Regions from separate parts of the Homo sapiens genome. Here region 1 is linked to region 2. A link is a loop called in an ENCODE intact Hi-C map of the cell type or tissue named here. Cell type or tissue: sigmoid colon. All regions are shown on one strand. Region 1 has its middle 230 kb from the start of ZPLD1. Region 2 overlaps RDUR (RIG-I dependent antiviral response regulator RNA).

Region 1 (8,000 bases), 210 kb before region 2:
AGCTAGCAATCTGCAAGCTCTGCCTTAGAGTAACAGAAAAGAAAGGAGAACCCAACAGAGAGAAGCACCAGAGCAGAAGGCAGAGGATGAGGCTCATTCCTGCCTCTGCCTTACAGTGGACTTTGGGTAAATCATGTTACTTCTCTGAGCTTCAAAACCCCTACCCCCAAATTACAGTCTTGAGGCAGATGATCTCTAAAACATGCCACCTCCAACATTCTATGATGTTGCAGGAAGTCAGGGACCCCAAACAGAGGGACCAGCTGAAGCCATGGCAGAAGAATGTGGATTGTGAAGATTTCATGGACATTTATTAGTTCCCCAAATTAATACTTTAATAATTTCTTATGCCTGTCTTTACTGCAATCTCTAAACACAAATTATAAAGATTTCATGGACACTTATCACTTCCCCAATCAATACCCTTGTGATTTCCTGTGCCTGTCTTTACTTTAATCTCTTAATCCTGTCAGCTGAGTAAGATGTATGTCGCCTCAGGACCCTGTAATAATTGCATTAACTGCACAAATTGTACAGCATGTGTGTTTGAGCAATATGAAATCTGGGCACCTTTAAAAAGGAACAGGATAACAGCAATTGTTCAGGGAATAAGAGAGATAACCCTAAACTCTGACCGCCAGTAAGCCGGGCGGAACAGAGCCATATTTCTCTTCTTTCAAAAGCAAATGGGAGAAATATCGCTGAATTCTTTTTCTCAGCAAGTAACATCCCTGGGAAAGAGAATACGTGCCTGGGGGTGGGTCTCTAAACAGCCCCCCCTGGGCGTGGCCGTCTTTTATGGTTGAGGCTGTAGGGGTGAAATAGACCCCAGTCTCCCATAGTGCTCCCAGGCTTACTAGGAAGAGGAAATTCCCACCTAATAATTTTGGTCAGACCGGTTGCTCTCAAAACTCTGTCTCCTGATAAGATGTTATCAATGACAATGGTGCCCGAAACTTCATTAGCAATTTTAATTTCACCCCAGTCCTGTGTTCCTGTGATCTTGCCCTGCCTCCACTTGCCTTGTGATATTCTATTACCTTGTAAAGTACTTGATGTCTGTGACCACACCTATTCACCCACTCCCTCTCCTTTTGAAAATCCCTAATAAAAACTTGCTGGTTTTTGCAGCTTGTGGGGCATCGTGGAACCTACCGACATGTGATGTCTCCCCCTGATGCCCAGCTTTAAAATAAATCTCTTTTGTACTCTGTCCCTTTATTTCTCAAGCCGGCCAACACTTAGGGAAAATAGGAAAGAACCTACCTGAATATCGGGGCAGGTTCCCCGACACTATGAGCCTAACAAGCTCAGGAGACATAGCAGATTAAATCAAGAGAGAATATTAAAAATAGAGAAAGGATGTCTAAACAAGAAAGAGCCAAGGAGGTAGGACAGGTGAGAAGAGAAAGAGTGGGGGAAACAGAGTGAAGAATGAGGAGATCCACAATGAAGAAAGCTCATGGATGATAAGACCAGATCAGTCTGTTCTTCTGGGATGCTATTAAATAAAGTAAAATATAAATAAGATTATAGTTAAAAATTATTTGCATATTTTTCTTCTTCAACTTAAAGTTAAGGACAGGACACAGTGGTTCATGTCTGCAATCCCAGCACTTTGGGAGGTTGAGGCAGGAGAATTGCTTGAGGCCAGGAGTTTGAGACAAGCCTGGGAAATACAGTGAGATCCCATCTCTACAAAAAAATTCAAACATTAGCTAGGTGTGGTGATGCACGCCTTTAGTTATAGTTACTCAGTAGGCTGAGACAGGAGGATTGCATGAGCCCAAAGGTTCAGGCTGCAGTGAGCTATGATCATGCCACTGCACTCCAGCCTGAGCAACAGAGCAATACCTCTAAAAAATAAGAAATAAGTAATAAAATATAAGGTTAAAGAATTAAGACAACAAAGTCAAACAGATGACTAAAGATATGGTATAAACATAGAGCAGGCAATGTCAAATACAACTTTTGCTGGTAAACTGAAGAAATCAGCAATAGGGTATCAGAATTTGGGGATGAAGTTTACAGGGAATGAAAGAAAAATCCGCAAAAACATCCTGGCCAATCTAAGAAAAAAAATCTATGCCCTTCTGGCTTAGAATCAGGATCTGAAGATCCTTCACATGGGCAAAAATGTCTCCTGTCACTGAGCCATCACTCTGAATTGCGCAGTTTTTCCTCAGAAATTGTTTTGGCAAGATGGAAAAGAAATTGTGGGCTAAAAACCAGCCATGGAATGCTCAGAACTGAATTTATTCTGAGAATTTATTGCTTTTTGAAATGCATTTGTCTGGAAACATTTTGAAGCAAGCTGCCTGGAAACTGGGAGTTAAGCAGATGCTCCCCACCCACCCCGACATCCCTAATTGCCCAGGAAAGCCTATCCACCTCCTTCTGGGAATGAAGCAAACTTAAACATGTCTGAAATACACTAAAAGCCAAGACTTCACCACAGTGCGATATATGCATGTAACAAAATTGCACTTGTGGGAGAGGGGTGGAAAGCTCCAATGATCCTATGTCCTGTAAGGACACCAAGTTAACAACTATGTACACACACACACACACACACACACACACACACAAATCACCTTTATAAGAACCAAAAATCAGGTGAGCCCTCACAGCACCTAGTTTTAACTTCATATCCCTGAAAGAGACACTGAAGAGGGTAGGAAAGACTCCTGAGTCACAGATGCCACCCCTCCCCCATCTGCTAGCAACATCTGCATGGTGTGAAGAAAGAATCTGTGCATTTGGAAGAGTTTAAGCACAACAATCGTGAGACTTTGCATTGAACTCAATCGTGCCCTGTCACAGCAGAAAGCAAAACCAGGCTGAACTCAGCTGATGCCCACTCATGGAAGGAACATTTAAACCAGCCCTAGCCAGAAGGGAATTACCCATCCCAGCAATTAGAACTTGACTTCTGGCAAGCCTCACTACTTCGGGCTAAAGTACTCTGGGGCTCTAAATAAACTTGAAAGGCAGTCTAGGACACAAGTACTACAACTCCTAGGCAAGTTCTAGTGCTAAACTGGGCTCAGAGCCAGTGAATTTGGCGAGCACATGACCTAGTGAGACATCAGCTGGGCTGGCTAAAGTAGTGCTTGTGTGACTCCTTCCCCAACCCCAGGCTGCACAGTTCATGGCTCCAAAAAACACCCCTTCCTTTCACTTCAGGAGAGGGGAGAGAGTAAAGAGAACTTTGTCTTGCACCTTGGATACCAGCTCAGTCACAACAGGATAAAGAACCAGTCAGAGTCATGAGGCCTCCTTTCCAGACCCTAGTTCTCAGATGGCATTTCTAGACATACCCAGGGCCATAAAGGAACCAGCAGCATTAAACAAAAAGACCAAGTCCCAGCACAATCCATCACCTGCTAACTGAAGAGCCCCTGGGCCCTGAATAACCAGAAGTAATACCCAGATAGTACCTGATGGGCCTTGGGTAAGACTCTGAGACTCGCTGGCTTTAGGTGAGACTCCGCACATTCCCAGTTGTGGTGGTTACAGGAAGAGACTCCTGCTTGAGAAAAGCAGACAGAAAAGTAAAGGTTACTTTGTCTCATACCTTAAGTGCCAGCTTGGCCACAGGGGGTAGAGCACCAAATGGGCTCTTGGGGTCCACAATTCTAGGCTGTGGCTCTTGGATGGCATTTCTGGACCTGCTCTGGGCCACAGAGAAGGCCAATCCCTTGAAGGGTGAGTCCCAGGGAAAGCAGCATTCAGCACAAGCTGACTAAAGAGCCTTTGGGCCTCAAGGGAACATCAGCAGTAGCCTGGCAATACTCCTCATGGGTCTGTGGCGGCAGTGGCCATGGGGTGAGGATTCTCTGTTTGTAGAAAGAGGAAGGAGGAGTGGGAAGGACTGCATCTTGTGGTTTGAGTACCAGCTCTGCTACAGTACACTAGAACACCAAGTAGACTTCCATGGTTTTTAACTCCAGTCCCTGGCTCCCAGATGGCACCTCTGGACCTGACAAGGGGCATAGGGGAACTCTCTGCCCTGAAGGAAAGTACACAAGGCTGGATGGCTTCATCACCTGCTGATTATAGAGCCCTAGGACATTGAGCGAACATAGGCAGTAGCCAGGTAGTGGTTACAGTGGGCCTTGGGTGAGACCCAGTGCTGTGCTGGCTTCAGGTCTGATCCACTGCAATCCCAGTGGTGGAGGTCACAGGGATGCTTGTATCACCTCACCACCACCCACTCAAAGCAGCTCAGAACAGAGAGAGAGAGAGACTCTGTTCGTTTGGGAGAAAGTAAAAGAGAAAAACAGTCTCTGCCTGGTAATCCAGAGATCTCTTCCAGATCTTATCCAAGACTATCAAGGCAGCACATCTATGAGTCTGCAAAAATCACAGTGTTAGTGGGCACAGGCCCCCAATGCATATATGGCTGAAACCACAACACCCAAGTCCTTTCAAATACCTGCAAAGCCTTCCCAAGGAGGATGATTACAAACAAGTCCAGACTGCAAAGACTGTAATACATACATAATTTTTCAATGCCTAGTCACAGATGAATATCCACAAGCAACAAGACCATCCAGGAAAACATGGCCTCACCAAATGAGCTAAATAAGTCACCAGGCACCAACCCTGGAGAAACAAAAATATGTTACCCTTCAGGCAAAGAACTCAAAATAAGTTCTGAGGAAATTCAAGATCATACAGAGAAGAAATTTAGAATTCTATCAAATAAATTTAACAAAGAGATTGAAATAATTAAAAAGAATCAAGCAGAAATTTTGGAGTTGAAAAATGCAATTGACATACTGAAGAATGCATCAGAGTGTTTCAATGGCAGAATTGATCAAACAGAAAAAAGAATTAGTGAGCCTGAAGGCAGGCTATTTGAAAATACACAGAGTAGACAAAAGAAAAAAGAATTAAAAAAAAATAAAGCATGCCTACAGGGTCTAGAAAATAGCCTCAAAGGGACAAATCTAAGAGTTATTAAGAGGAGGTAGAGAAAGAGATAAGGGTAGAAAGTTTATCCAAAGGGATAATAACAGAGAGCTTCTCAAACATAGAGAAAGATATCAATCAAAGGAAAGTTATTAAGCACCAAGCAGATTTAACCCAAAGAAGACTACCTCAAGGCATTTAATAAACTCCCAAAGATCAAGGATAAAGAAGGGATCCTAAAAGCAGCAAGAGAAAAGATACAAATAACATACAATAGAGCTCCAGCACATCTGGCAGCAGACTTTTCAGTGGAAACCTTACAGGCCAGGAGAGAGTGGCATGATATATTTAAGATGTTGAAGGAAGATACTCTTACCCTAAAATAGTGTATCTGGCAAAAATATCCTTCAAAGATGAAGGAGAAATAAAGAATTTCCTACGCACAAAAAAAAGCTGAGAGATTACATCACTCAGACCTGTCTTGCAAGAAATGCAATCAGAAGGAAAAAGGTGTTAATAAGCAATAAGAAATTATTTGGAGATACAAATCTCACTGGTAATAGTATGCACACAGAAAAACAGAATATTACAAAATTGTAATTGGTGAGTAAACCCTTCATCTTAAATAGAAGGACTAAACAATGAACCAAGGAAAAATAGTAACTAAAACAACTTTTCAAGACATAGTACAATGCTACAATAAGATGCAAATGGAAACAACAAAAGGTTAAAAAGTACAGGGGTGAAGTTAAGGTGTAGAGTTTTTATTAACTTTCTTTGTGCTTCTTTATTAATTTGTTTATGCAAACAGTGTTAAGTTGTCACCAGCTTAAAATAATGAGTAACAAGATAGTGTCTGCAAGCCTCATGGTAATGTCAAATCAAAATATACAATGGATATTCAAAAAATAGAAAACAAGAAATTAAATAATACCAGCAGAGAAAATCTTCACTAAAAGGAACAGAGGAAAAAAAGGAAAGAAGGAAAAGAAGACCAGAAAACAAATAACAAAATGGAAGATGTAAGCACTTATTAATAATGACATTGAATTTCAATGGGCTAAGCTCTTCAGTCAAAAGACATAGAATGGTTGAATGGAATAAAAAACAAGATCCAATGATTTGTTACCTACAAGAAACACATTTTACCCATAAAGACACACACAGACTGAAAATAAAGGGATAGAAAAAATTTCAAGCCAATGGAAACAAAAAAGAGCAAGAGTAGCTATACTTAAACCACATAAAATAGATTTCAAGACAAAAGCTGTAAAAAAAAGATGAAGATGGTCATTACATAATGATAAAGGGGTCAATTCAGCAAGAGGATTCAACTGTAAATATATATGCATCCAACACTGAAGCACTCCGATATATAAAGTAAATATTATTAGAAAGAAAGAGAGAGACAGATCCCAATACAGTAAGAGCTGGAGACTTCGACACTACTTGCAGCATTGGACAGATCTCCCAATGGAAAATCAACATAGAAACATTGAACTTAATCTACACTGTAAACCAAATGGATCTAATAGATATTTACAGAACATTTCAGCCATAGGCTGCAGAATACACATTCTTCTCCTCAGCACATAGATTATTCTCAAGCATAGACCATATATTAGGTCACAAAACAAGTCTTAAAACATTCAAAAAATTAAAGTAATATCAAGTATCTTCTTAGACCACAATGAAGTTAAACTAGAAATTAATAATAAGGAAATTGGAATACTATACAAACACATGGAAATTAAACAATATGCTTCTGAATAACCAGTGGATCAATGAAAAAATTAAAAAGGAAATTTTAAAATTTCTGAAAACCAATGAAAATGGAAACATAACACACCAAAACCTATGGGTTACAGTGAAAGCAGTAATAAGTGGAAGGCTTATAGCTATAAGTGACTATATCAAAAAAAGGAAAAATTCAAAGAAATAACTTAACAATGGATCTTAAAGAACTGGAAAAATAAGAGCAAACCAAACCCAAAATTAGTAGAAGAAATGATAGAGATCAGAAAAAAAAATTAACTTGGCTTGAAGAAAACAATACAAAAAATCAATGAAAATAAAAGTTGGTTTTTTGAAGAAATAAATGATTTTGAAAAACCTTTAGCTAGACTAAGAAAAAAGAAAGACAACCCAAATAAATAAAATCAGAGATTAAAACTGAGACATTACAACTGATACTGTACAAATTCAAAAGATCATTAGTGGCTACTGCGGACAACTATATGCAGAAAACCTTGAAGAAATGAATAAATTCTTAGACATACACAACCTACCAAAATTGAACCATGGCAATCTCCAAAACCTGAACAGACCAGTAGCAAGTAATGAGATAAAAGTCATAAAAAAAATCCCCCAGTAAAGAAAAGCCCAGGATCTGATGGCTTCCCTGCTGAATTCTACCAAACATTTAAAGAAGAATTAATACCAGTCCCCCTCCAAATATTCAAAAAAATACAGGAAGAGGGCATACTTCCAAACCCATTCTACAAGGCCAATATTACTCTGATACCAAAACCAGAAAAAGACACATTTAAAAAAGAAAACTATAGGCTATTGTCACTGATGAACATTAATGCAAAAATCCTCAATGAAATACTAGCAAATCAACTTCAACAAAACATTAAAAAGATCATCCATCATGACCAAGTGGGATTTATCCCAAGGATGCAAGGATGATTTAACATACACAAATCAATCAATGCGATACATCATATCAATGAAATGAAGGACAAAACCATGTGATCATATCAATTAATACTGAAAAATCATTTGATGAAATTCAACATACCTTTATGAAACAAAAACTCAAAAACTAGACATATAGAAGCAATATACCTCGATATAATAAAGGCCATATGCAACAGATCCATAGCTAGTATCATATTGAATCAGGAAAAACTGAAAGCCTTTCTTCTAAGATCTGGAACACGACATCCTTACTCCCTCCACTTCTGAACAATTATTTCGTCAATGTAGATCTGAAAGAAAGACAAACTTGGAAACTAAAATGAATAGTCTGCCACTTCAATCCCAGCCCCAACAGTTTTTACTAATTTGTTGTTGCTATT
Region 2 (8,000 bases):
AGTTGATTATATACCAGTTCAAGGGCTGTGACCTATGGTTTGGCTAGATGGCCAGGAACCTAGAAGTAATGTGATTGGAAAATTGTCTTCCCACATAAGCTACCATGATCCCGTAAAGAATCATGCTTGCTTTTGCACCAATGATTCCCCCAACAACCGAAGTAATATCTGATGCATGTTCGGTACTCAAAGAAATATGTGTGAACATCATGAATCAGTTAATGGACAAACCCACTCTAATCTGGCTTCCTTCCAAATCATGCACATGAAACTGTTGCATGTTTCCAAATCCAATAGACACATTTCTCTATACATGTTATTCCATTTCCCAATTAGTCCACAATTCACTCTTTGAAACTCTCCTCTTTTGGCTTTCATGAGACCACTCTTTCCAGATTTTTCCCTGGTTCCACTGTGTTTTCTTTTATTAGATACTCTTTATAGGCTCCTCATTGTCTCGATATGATTACATTTTGAGTGGCCCAGAGATGGATCCTGGGCATTCACTCTCCTTAGGCAACCCATGCAATCTATGCCAGGCTTGACATGTTGCTTCAGTATAGAAACTGCCATGAACAAATCAGTTAGAGGGTGGGGACGATTTCTGACTTTTCCATTTCAAATGAAATTTCTGGTTAGATACTTGAGACTTCAGAATAGATGAAATGATTTATTCATGTGCAAGGTGGAATACTGGGAAACCCCATATCAAGTTCATAGTCTTGCCTTAGGGGCTTTGTGATATTCTCAAGCTGTAGTTGCCTGCCCTCCTAGCCTGAATATTGTACTTTTTCTCTGCCCAGTCTTGCCACCTAGTCTTCCTCTGATCTGTCACTTGCCCACTCCCAGTGCCTTTGTTCTCACACTACACCCTCTTTGTACCTCCTATCTGCAAAATCTATTATGTACTTTCTGCAGGCACACACAGGCAGTGTACAGCAACAAGGTAATCATGCGTGAGAAACAGAAGCGCAATTAACATCTGCACATTTTATCATATGGCCACAAATCACCTCCCTGAATGGACTCAACTCGCATTTTTTCTGTCATTCATTCACCACTTCTGCATGCTCCCCTGCAGTAGCCACAGTGCCCTTTATTCAGAGGTTAGCCAAAGAAACCAGACTTGCCTCTGTGATGTACCATGACAGCAATGAAAAAGGAAGACCAACAGAAAACAAATGAGCTATAGTACATCCATTTCTCACACTCTCTTTCTGGCCAATTTAAACACTGCTGGATCTATAAATCAGGACCACATTTTGTAAAGTATATCATCTTAAAACACAGGGAAAAAAATTAAAGGCCAACCCTCCAGACAAAAATATTCAACTAGATGTTTACAGGCAGAGGATTCCACAGGTTTAAGACTCCCAGACATTTTTTCTTGGTAACAGATGTATTTTTCCCTATGCCTAATACCATCTCTCTATTAGTATAGTTAACAAGTGAAGGCAGGAAGAAATAAAAAGACTCTTGAGTAATTAATCTAGTTATTCTTTGTCTAGGTACCTGCCTGAGTAGATGTATCTCTCATAATTAGGAAGCTGATGACTTGGTGAGATGTGCCTTCGCCAATTTAATCAGCTAACACCCTTAGGATTTACAATCTAGAAAATAATGGGTAGTAATTTTTAAATGACCTAAATTATTATTTTATTTACTGCACCATTCCTGTTCATGTTTGTTGCAACTTATTCTGAACCACCTCAGCAGAAAGAAATGTAAATTATTTGCAAGTTCTGCTTGTGTCTAGCTCAGCTCCTGAAAACAAGGATATATAGCTCAGGGAGCTGACTTATGCCCTTCCTCCTACTTTAGCACTTAGTACAGAGAAGGACTGTTTTATGATCTGTTTTTCCAGATGGATAATGCAGGGCCAAGCTGCACCATGTTCCTAAGAGAAAGCCAAGAACATAAGTCACACAAGCCCTCAGGAAGAGAAGGAAAGAATGAGTGACAGTAGACCGCAGATGTGAGCAAATTCATGGAGGATGGAAACTGAATGAGGGAATGGTGGCTGGCTTAACTTAACAGAGGAAAGTGCATTCTAAATACCTATCATAAAAGCAACAAAGAGAATAAGCCTATCCACTCCACACTTTGGAACTGCCTGTTTAAAAGTTGATCCCCGGACCCCACCAAGTCTACAAGCTCCACCTCAAGGACAGAATGGAAACTGTATTCATCGAGGGGCTTTTAATTGACAAATAAAAATTGTATATATTTATCCATGTATAATATGAAGGTTTGAAATATGTATACACTGGGGAATGGCTAAATCAAGCTAACTAACATCTGCATTACCTCACATACTTATTTTTTGTGGTGAGAACACTTAAAATCTACTCTCTTAGTAATTTTCAAGAGTACAATATATTGTTATTAACTATAGTCACAATGTTGTCTAGCAGACCCTTCTCAGAATCTAACAAAATGTTTGGCTAGTAATAGGGGCTCAAAAAGTATTTGTGAGTGAAAAGAGTGAATATATTAATTAATTTGTTAATGTATTCACTGGCAGGTGTATTTACCTAATTCAGTCTTTAAAATAATGTTCTATATTCCAAGTTTTCCTTAGGGAGTTAACCCAATATTATAGCTTGATTGTTTACACAAGACCCATAAAACAAACTATAATAGCAATAGTCAACAAAGAGATGATATTGGCATAATATAATGCTATATTGGTTTTATTGTGCTGCCATAACAAATTACCAAAAATTTAGTATCTTAAAACAACACAAAGTTATTGTCTTATGGTTCTATAATTCTATATAATTCTATAATGTCTTATGGTTCTATAATATAAGGTCAGAAATTCAAATATGAGTCTCACTGCACTAAAGTTAAGATGTCAGTAGGAAGCCAGATGTGGTGGCACATGCCTATAATCCCAGCACTTTGGGAAGCCAAGGCGGGAGGAGTGCTTGAGCTCAAGAGTTCAAGACCAGCCTGTGCAACATAGTGAGACCTCAATGCTACTAAAAATAAAAAATAAAAACAAAGATGTCAACAGGGCTGAGCTCCTTTCTGGAGGCTCTGGAGAGAATGTTCCCTTGCTTTTTCCACCTTCCAAAAGCCACCCACCTTCCTTGGCTCCTGGCCCTTCCCTCCATCTTCAAAGTCAAAAACAACTGGTCAAGCCCTTCTTACAGTGCATCTCCCTGAGCCTGTTTTCATCATCACATCTCTCTCTGACCCAGCTAAAAAAGGTTCTTCTCCTTTAAGGACTCATGTGATTAGCTTGGACCCAACCAGATAATCCAAGGTAATCTCCTCATTCCAAGGTCCTTAACCTCAATCACATTTTCAAAGTTCTTTTGATGTGTAAGATGACATATTCACAGATTCCAGGGATTAGGACCTGGACATCTTTTGGGAACTTCATCAATGGGACTAGACTTCCAGTCCAGAACCATTGTGTTGTACCAGGTAAATGTCCTTGTCACCTCTTGGAAAGGTCCGGTTCCCCTGTAGCAATTTCAGTGTCAGTCACGCTGATCTTGGGAGGGAAATTCTCCCACAGCTAAATCATCAAATATCACCTCAGGGTAAGCCCCCAAATATTCCCCTCATAACAAGGCTTAATCTGTCTTCAATCATAATCACCTAACGGATTCTTTCATCCAGATGTGTCAAGCTGACCCATTTTTCTCAAAGAGGTAAAGAAACTAACCATGTAGAACAATACACCTGCTAAAACACACTGAAAATGAAAAAAAAAAAAAGAAAAATGTAAATTAGCTTTCAGAAGAAATCCTTTCAATTCATGCTTCATTGGAATGGTATCTTTCCACTACTAAAGGTCATTTATCAATCCAGTTTTTTTATAAAGGTTTTCTTTTCAGTTTGGTGATGGTTATTTTTCTCACTTCTGCCCTTGGCTTTTCTCTTATCCCACCATGCAGAAGGAGCTGGTGGGCTTTTATTGTTCTGTCTTCCACCATTATTGGAGAATATTACTCTCAATCCCAACATTCCTGGGAGTAAATTCGTCTTCCCTCACAACCTGGTCTTCCTTGCCTTCTATATCTCCACAGCTCCTGCTGCTGTAGGATTGTATTCAGACAAGCCCTGGTTGGTTGAGTTATTGTTACTGTTCCAACATCATGACACCTGCAGTCAAAAGAGGGCCCAAGACATTTATTAATGTGCACCTCTGAAGAAATAGCACCAGAGTGTTTTTCAAATGCCTATAAGCTTTACTTGAGAATTGACTGTTTATTCCAAACTAAGGTTCTTTCTTTGATTCTTCAAGGTTTGAGAGATCATGTTAGAGCTCACGTTAGATTGCTCCATGACACATTGTTCTTATCTAGGATATGCTGCTGCTCAACCTTCTATGAAACTGAGTTTTGAGCAGCTGTAAACAATTAAGGGGACATTTCCAGGGAGAAGGGGGATGTGTAATTCCAGAATAAAACTTAAATCACTCTATTTGTTATACTAATTTTCCCAGGTAAACAGTATTATGAAATACTGCCAGTTGGAAATTTTCATTTCCCAGCATTGAGAAACATTCAAAATATGGGAGAAATCCTCCTACTAGGAAGTTTATTAACAAAGTTTTATTAAGATGTTTAAATAAAATTCCAAATTATCACATAAGTCAAACATTAAGTGACGGTTTACAAGTAGATGTTAAAATTTCCTGGGTAACCTTAGTGCTAAAACTAGTGACTCATTCTTCCTTTCTCTGACAGACACACAAGATCTGGGTCCTCTCAGCTTTCCCGAGACATTGCTGCAAATTATATATTCGGTCCTCTCCCACACTCAGCCACATTCTTCACTGGGTAGCTGTCCCATTCTTTCCATAGAACACCCTCTGGCACTCCATATACTAGACCTTGGAAGTGGCCAGGAAAACCTCCCTCGAGCCCCTCAGCTGCACACTAACTTTCCTCTCCACTAACAGTGACTCTGGCTTCAGTTGCATAGGTTTTGATCTTTTCCCTTCCCAGATACTAGAAGGGCATGGGTCACCTACTGATTTTTGCTTACCATGCTTCCTTTCCACTGGAGGCCCTCATCACCTACATTCCTTTCATTGTAACCATCAGAAAGGCAATTTATTCATAATTTCTTTCACTGGTGGTCACAGTTTTGTTTCTCCTCCTCCACCATCCTGCCCAATAATATGTAATTCTATGCTTTCATCAGTGACTTTCTATCCTGTTTCAATATTTTTTTGATCCACAGTCTCATTTTCCTATTACACCTCCTACATTCATGGCTGTGAGCTTACGCAGGTATTATGGTAGCATCACATAGCAAATAATGATAGGCACAAAATCCATGCTGAAAAATAGAAAGTTTTAGTTGCTGTAATTGCTGCTGGTTATGCAGAAGGGTAGGCACACAGAAGACTATTTACCTTTACTTCTAAGCAACAACTAGAGCATCTCTAGAGTCAATCAATGTCTTATCTTACTCTTAACTGGCTTGCAATAACAAGACAATATTTCAAATAGTGAATAAGGCAGCTCCTTTTTAGGTCCACTGAAATATGGATCTAAAAAGCTATAAAGCTCATTAATTAATCACAATTATCTTCACCTTTTCTATTCATGCAGCGATTCCTTGTTTGAAGGCTTTATCATGTGTCATAAAACCAAAGCCAATTTAAAAATAAAAGCACGTTGTTCATTACTATATAATTTCTAGGAAATACGTGATTGATAACCTATAGTACTTACCACTGTGCCTAACACAGAGTGAGCTTCTCAATAAATGGCTATTGAATGGATGGATGAGTTAATGTGGGAAGAAGGTAATAAAACTTATTTCCATATACTGCACATGACAGTTCATCCATTACTTCAAAGTCAGAACATATATGCTGTTTCTTGAATGAATGCCCAGCATTTTGAAAAGAAGTAGATAACTGAATGTAGATCAAGGTAAAATCCAGCAGTGATGACACACCTCCATGCCATTTGGCTCCATTTTTCGTCTGCCTGTCACAGCTCCCAACCATCGTGTCAGAACTCATTCTGTCTTCCTTATTGAAACTATTATTCATAGTCAAGGTATCTGCAACAAAAAACAAACAGGGAAATCAAATGTTTTGCATTCATTCCTCTTGGAGACAGCTCACAAGTCAATCTTTCTACTTTCACCTCCGCAAACTCTTTACCAATCAGCACCTCTCCCACTGTGCCTTAGAAAATCTTTTCCCACCCTGATTTGGAGAAATACAAATCTCAATGTTGAATGGAATACCAAAGGGCAAAATAAATACAGCTCTGATTCTGTATGGGGTGGCATCGTACTTTTTTTGGCTTCATAAATTCTCTCAACTGCAGAGAAGAAGCAGAACCAAAGCTGAGATTCACAGACTTGAAATTCTCTGTCTTAACTCAGGTATTGACCCTGTTTTAGAGAGGAAAGTCCAGAAGCTTTGGTCAATTTGTCATCATTTGCATTCTTGGGAGAATGGGGGAATCCATTTGGCATAGGCATCCAGGGACTTGAACCTTCTCTGTGGAAATGTGGTGGGTATAGTTTGGGCCAGAATCCCAGGTTCAAACAAGTAAGTCTTACTTTTAGATTCGAAATCTTCCTGTTTATAACAGTAATAAGAAATGATAGGGATGAGTGACAATATCATATTATATGACCCCCCTCCTTACTTGAAACTGTGTCTGGGTTAGACCTAATCTAGATTTTTAGATGCCTGCAATAGGTTATGCGGAGCCGGTTTTTATAACATTGATTCCACAATGCTAATTGCTTCACCAAGCATCATAAGGATAAGGCCACTTGCTTGCTTCTTTCTCAATCAACAACATGCAACAAGAATGCCCCTGTCCTGTCCTCCAACTAAACTATGTACTCTAATAATGTAAGAAAGATACATAAACATCTCCTAAAAAAGGTCAGATGAGATAAAGACAGTTTGTTTCAGTTTAGCTAGAGTCACCATCAGTTTTAACTCATCTAAGGACTAAAAACCAGAATGCTTTTACAGCCTTTCATCAACAGCAAAGAACAATTTAGTCTGAAGAGACACAATTTACAGATTGTTAACTGCAGTTTCACATAATCTTTTTGAAAATTTGCAAGATTGTAGCGGAAAAAAAGTAAATAGCCCTATGATTAAAGTTACATTGCCAGTGTTTGATTCTAAAGGGACCAATGTTCAAAAGCTGCTATGGATCCCATGCTGGAAGGTGAGGTACTCAATGTACAAAGCACTTGCCTCTCCCCTCATCTCACCACCATCACTAACATACCCAGGATTATGGGTTGGCCTCTGTGGCTATGAGCAAGCCACCAGCCCAACTGCTGCCATGTTCTCTTCTGCAAAGGAACTATCCACAGAGACTAGCACTCAGTGTACTTCAAAAATGAAAGGATAAACTTAGCCTTAGGACGCCTATCCACATGCCAGGCTGGGAACACCCACATGTAAATCATGCTTCCAAATCAGCATTTCACTCCAGTGCCTGCATGCCCTTTAATTGTTCCTGACTTCTATCCTTCAAATCTGGTGCAGCCTCCTATGCCTGTGGGTGGTAGAGTTTTTCTGTCTCTGCCACAGCCAGAGCCTCTCAGAACATTAGACCAAATCTGGCCAGTGGGTTATTGTTCATGGAAAACAACTATGCGTCTCTGAAGACAAAAACCACAAGCTATTTTCTAATCACTGAATAAATTGAGGAAAAGTAACAGCCTCTCCTAGATAAATGCAATTCATCTCCCTAACAGCTCTGGGAAATGCTCCATCTCTGTGCAGAACTCAGTCTTTACATGCCACACAGTATGTGATAACCATAGGGAAAATGTAAAAAAAAAAAAAAAAAAAAAAAAAAATGACCACATTCCTCTGGGTTGCTAGTGCCTCCCTCAAAATTCTCTTTCACCTGCTACTCCTAGGTCTCTATGGTCAGCTAATAGTTTTTTAATCCCACTCTTGAATGGCAAACATACAGCTCCCAGCCTTACTTTATGAACTTATATTTACAGATATATTTTGTCTTTCATTGATTTTC

What was found. A loop is a pair of places that touch in the nucleus more often than their neighbours do. Peaks named below come from ENCODE experiments on the same cell type or tissue, not always from the same donor. Only the 100,000 strongest peaks of a DNase experiment are listed, where the experiment ranks them.
Region 1: it touches region 2 in a loop (4-fold over the local background); 3 of 110 quality-filtered maps call a loop at or near these places.

Annotation. Positions count from the first base shown.
Region 1 is chr3:102,201,677-102,209,676 of GRCh38, reverse strand. No RefSeq gene overlaps it. Among named protein-coding and RNA genes, the nearest start is that of ZPLD1, 230 kb to the left of the region's middle. In sigmoid colon, no CTCF peak of the experiment used is centred here; DNase peaks (open chromatin) are centred at 2,726 and 3,056.
Region 2 is chr3:101,992,600-102,000,599 of GRCh38, reverse strand. It overlaps RDUR (RIG-I dependent antiviral response regulator RNA), which reads right to left. Exons shown (of 4, transcript NR_026934.1): 3 at 5,703-6,039; 4 at 2,674-4,119. Among named protein-coding and RNA genes, the nearest start is that of RDUR, 56 kb to the right of the region's middle. In sigmoid colon, no CTCF peak of the experiment used is centred here; no DNase peak of the experiment used is centred here; H3K27ac peaks cover 320 bases.